Regions from separate parts of the Homo sapiens genome. Here region 2 is linked to region 1. Evidence: read pairs that join two places in POLR2A ChIA-PET (ENCODE). Cell type or tissue: OCI-LY7. All regions are shown on one strand.

What was found. Peaks named below come from ENCODE experiments on the same cell type or tissue, not always from the same donor. Only the 100,000 strongest peaks of a DNase experiment are listed, where the experiment ranks them.
Region 2: POLR2A ChIA-PET joins it to region 1 with 8 read pairs; 2 of 35 experiments call an interaction of 5 or more read pairs at or near these places.

What each region holds. Positions count from the first base shown.
Region 1 is chr11:60,388,268-60,390,767 of GRCh38, reverse strand. MS4A7 (membrane spanning 4-domains A7) reads right to left here. Exons shown (of 7, transcript NM_021201.5): 5 at 1,172-1,378. Among named protein-coding and RNA genes, the nearest start is that of MS4A14, 6.9 kb to the left of the region's middle. RefSeq lists an enhancer at 1,202-1,271. In OCI-LY7, no CTCF peak of the experiment used is centred here; a DNase peak (open chromatin) is centred at 1,077.
Region 2 is chr11:60,475,891-60,478,390 of GRCh38, reverse strand. No RefSeq gene overlaps it. Among named protein-coding and RNA genes, the nearest start is that of MS4A12, 16 kb to the left of the region's middle. In OCI-LY7, no CTCF peak of the experiment used is centred here; a DNase peak (open chromatin) is centred at 1,190; H3K4me3 peaks cover 2,096 bases; H3K27ac peaks cover 2,278 bases.

The sequences.
Region 1 (2,500 bases):
TCTCATATTGTAGGAAGTTCTTTTGGACTCCAGTTGTCTCAGAATGGGAAGCAGTTTGGGGTAATGAAATTCATTTTCTTTAAATTAAACCCCCAATATGCCTCTCCCACCCCCATTGCTTTACCACATGTCTGTCCTACACCAGGATGACACTATCTACTGGGTTTCCTCCAGACAGGTCTCTGTGCTCTTCCACTTCCTCAAGCTCCTGAACCAAAGGGGTTGCTTTTGACAATCTCTGGGTCACATGAGCAGACCCACAGGAGTGCAAAAGCTTGCACACATTTTCTGAGATTTGTGAGATAGATGGATCCAAGGGAATGAGAGATACTACCTTGGGTTCCCTGTGCTCCTACTAGGAGGATTCATAGAGGAAGAAGTCTTTCTTCTTAAAAGGCCACTGGTTTATGGTTTTAACACCATGATACTATATTTATAGGATTGAATAAGCAAGGCTTGTCACCACGAACAGGTAGTGATCATCAAGTTTGGGAGAAAGGTGCCAAGAAAATGCTGCCCAGAGAGGTTGACATTTTTTCTAGAAGTCAAATCCGTTGTCTCCCTTCCCACCACTCTCTGTCAGCCCTGTTAGACCAAAGTACAAAATAACTATGTATTTGGACTTAAGGTTCAAGTTTTGTGCCTAACATAATGTAGCATACAGGCTTGCATTTGAAGATTAACTTAAACACCGTACAGCCTCTGCTAGTCCTCAATTCACTGATGATCAGAAGACAAGCATCTTTAAGGGGTAGGGGCATCCAACCCCTGGAAAAGAACCCAAAAGAATCCCAAATTAAAATATAATTCAAATGAAGAATATTTCTGCCTGTGATGAGTAGGAAGAATATTTCTGCCTGTGATGAGTACAACAAAGGTTGTACTTTAAGAGTTAAACCCATTAAGGTTGGAACGTTTGTGATTAAGAAAGACCAGTGGAGGGATAGACTCCCTACTGTCCTTCATGATTTCCTCTTTTGACTTTCTATAGTACATCCCCCACACCATGCAGTCAGCAGACAGGCCTCTTCCAACCACAAGTTTTTGTTTATTTCTGTCTGTCTCCAGGCATTCGGACCGACCAACCAGAGACTGCCAGAAAAGCAGAGAGTATGCAAAGGGGAGACACAGAGATTTCACATGACAGGATATTCAGTCTGAAACTACTCACTGTTAAACTGACACTGGTCAGGAGACAATCTTTGATTTCATATATTGGATAATAGTACTCCGAATAAGGCAATGAGGATAGATAATCCATTTCTGAGCCACAATGTTGAGAGGCAGTCCTCAGGGCTACCATGCTGTCAGCAAGGAGGAAGAGGCCTGCTCCTGCAGTAACAGAACTCACTGCATTTGAGGTCAAGCTGCTCAGGTCCTGGAAGAGAAACTCTGCATTGGGTTCTCATCACAGAATCAGCACGTGACACTATTAGTCCTCTGTCCATTGTACTGCAATGGTGCTTCCTTGGGTCTGTTTCCTTCCTGTTTCCTTGTGTGGGCACAAACTGTGTTTTATTCATCTTTGTATCTCTTGTCGCTATTTAGTTAATCATGTGATATAATTAGTAAATGCTTATTGAATAAGAAAATGCATGGATAATTCCTCCTTAGGGAGAGGGGTTCTGGCCCATTGACTCTCTATAGCACTCAAGATAGAGACAGTGCTGCTCAGGTCACTGCCAACATCTCCCATGACTTCCTCAATAGCCTTAGAATCATTCTGTTGCCTTCAGGGCTTCTAGAATATGGACTTCGGTCCCCTCTGGTAAACTGAATCCATGACTTTGATTTACATAAAAGAGCAGCTTCAGAGAAAAGGTGGAGGCAAACTGGAAAAGTTGGAAAACCTATCTATAGGTCTGTGGGAACATAAAATAGGCTTTCAATTGACAAGCAATTGATCTTGAATTGACAATCAATATTTGTTCAATATGACAAGCATATGCCTTCGATTTTCCTAAGTGACAGGGCATGAGGCAGAGGCACATGGGCTTAGACCCTGTGCTTCTCTCTCCACCCATTCACAAACAGAAATATTATCAGACTGTAGCCACTTTTCCCACAAACCTTGGAGGGAGAAAGGGAGGAAGCAGCTATAAAGCCTTTGCTTCTCTCCGTAGCAGCCTTTCTCTCTTCCCTGCCACACACCCATAGAGGTGATTTAGGGAAAAGCCACATCCTGACTCAAGAAGATACAGGGCCTGGCTAGGCACAGATGAGGACACATGGATGGTGCATGAGGCTGGTATATGCTCCTGATGATTGAAGCTGCAGTCTAGAACCCAGGATTATGGAAGAGGGTTTTGAAGAGTTCACAGCATTCATTGGTTGGAGTCATAGTTCTGGACTTAGAAACTGAAATCCTCTCCTCCTATCCCAGCTCTGTCACTGACCCATCTGTCACTGATCCATCTGTGTGCTTGAGCAAGTCCTTCTTACTCTGGGCTTCAGTTATCTCTTTTATAAAATGTGGAAGATGAATCTTCTGATCTCAGAA
Region 2 (2,500 bases), 88 kb before region 1:
GGAGGTGCATGGGAATTAGACCGCGGGCTCAGACTGGACCAGCTCTATAGTTTTACATTGCAGATAGGAGATCATTATGAAATAATTTGCAAATACCCGGACATGCAGGCTTGGAAATCAGATGAGTAAACAGGATTGAAAATGCAATTACATGAATTAGTTACCTAAAATTGATAGACTGAGTTATGGGAATGGATGAGAGTTTTTGGGGGAAGGTAACACTTTGTAAGGAATGTGCACATTTGGTTGTCAGAAAAAATGCAACTAGTGAAGATGAAATTGTGTATGTCTAAGAAAGTAGGAGAGAGAGTTAAGAGTGTCCCATCTTGGAAGCTAAGGAAGGGCATGTGTCTCAAAAGGCAAGGAAGCAAAAGGGCAGTGTTGTTAAATCTCACAGAATGAGAATTGAGTAGAATCCACTGGATTCAACAATTAAGAAGTCATTGGCAGCATTTGGGGAAACAATTCTAGAAAAGTATTAGAGAGAATAGACAGACTGTAATTCACTGAAAAATGAACGCGATATGAAAACATTCAAACCTGAAAGCAGACTCTGCTTTTGAGTTGTTTGGTTGTGAAGGACAGGAGAGAGAGAATTCAATGGTTTGCACGAGCATCTAGGCAAGCAATTACCTCAGAATGGTGGAAGGTCTAGAGCCTACAGACACAGCTAGATAAAAGGGCTACATTCAGTCAGCAAATTCAACAAATTCAGCTTTCCATGTGCTTGGTACTAAGTGCTGTGTATATAGGAGTAAACAACATAGACAAGAATTCCTGCCTTTGTGAAGTGTAGAGAATTTAGATGAATTAGTCTCCATCTCACTAGTGAGTAGTCAAGAGGATGGTGCAGGTGTAATTTAGACACTTCTATTCACTTAGAGCTAAAGTTCAGTCATATCACTTATAATAACTCATTGACAATTGGGTGTTGTAAAATTTTCTTCAAAGCAATTCTTGCTCATCTTTGATGGAAACAACCACAACAGCCAATACAGTAGCAACAAATCTCTGAGGTGCAGCATCAATGACAAGAACGATACTGCTCCATGAACCAGGTGAGATCAAGGAAACGAGAAGTCCCCAGCCCTAAAGCATCAGAAAGCTCTCATTGCGTAAATAGCTCTGGCACCATTTTTCATCAGCTTCTGCAGTAACAGATTTGCCCAGAGATGTATCCACAACTTTCTGTACTTTTATCTTTATAGGAAATGAAACTTGTTGAAGTTACGCTTTTGCGTTTTGCAGGAAACAGCTGCAGTAAATCAGAATTGATGACAGGAACAATGCATCACGAGATGACAGAAAACTTTATTAAGACATTGAATGCAACACACAATTTTTCTTCTTTTAAATTTGAATTAGGTGCTTGTCAAAAAAAAAAAAAAAAAGCTAAGATCCATCTAGGATATACTATTTTGCAGGCCTTTTGTTTGCCAGTGTGGAACTGCAAGAGATTCTCTTAAAGACTTTTTCTTTCCTGAGTTCTCTTGAAAATGTTTAATTAGCAAAGCTCTGAGAAAGACAAATTCAAAAAAAGGCTCTCATTGAACAGGACAAAATGGAGTAGAGTTCAGCAGAATTGAGTTTTCCGCAGGCGTTTAGCATTCTAACCTAGGATGCATGCTATTTTTAAAATCACTAGTTTTCACGGCAGCTGTACTGATAAAAGAAAAACTTCAGCCAAATTAAATTTAAAGGCGTTTAATTGAGCAATGAATGATGCGCGAATCGGGCAGCCCCTCCTCTAGCCAGAGGCTCAGAGACTCCAGCACAGTCACGTGGTGGAAGAAGATTTATGAACAGAAAAGGAAAAGTGATGTACAGAAAAGGAAATAAGGTAGAGAAACAGTTGGATTGGTTACAGGTTGACATTACCTTATTTGATCACGGTTTGAACAGTTGACTACATTTGATTGATCAAAACTTAGTGACTGGCACAAGGGTAGGCTACTGTCTGTTTACACCTCCACTTGTTATAGTTCACGATGTAAAGAAAAACTTTTAGGCCAACCTTAAAATACGTAGGGAGGCGGGCAGGGCACAGTGGCTCACGCCTGTAATTCCAGCACTTTGAGAGGCGAGGCGGGCAGATCACGAGGTCAGGAGATCGAGACCATCCTGGCTATACTAAAAATACAAAAAATTACCCGGGCGTGGTGGTGGGCGCCTGTAGTCCCAGCTACTCGGGAGGCTGAGGCAGGAGAATGGCGTGAACCCAGGAGATGGAGCTTGCAGTGAGCCGAGAACGTGCCACTGCACTCCAGCCTGGGTGACAGAGCGAGATTCCGTCTCAAAAAAAAAAAAAAAAAAAAAAAAAAAAAAAAAAAAAATGTAAGGAGGCAGCTTTAGGCTAGACTTGATTTAATTGGAATTATCTGGGGACCTTTTAAAAATCCCAATGCCTAATGCTAGCCCAGAGATTCTTTTTCTTTATAGTTTATTTTATTTTATTATTATTATACTTTAAATTTTAGGGTACATGTGCACAATGTGCAGG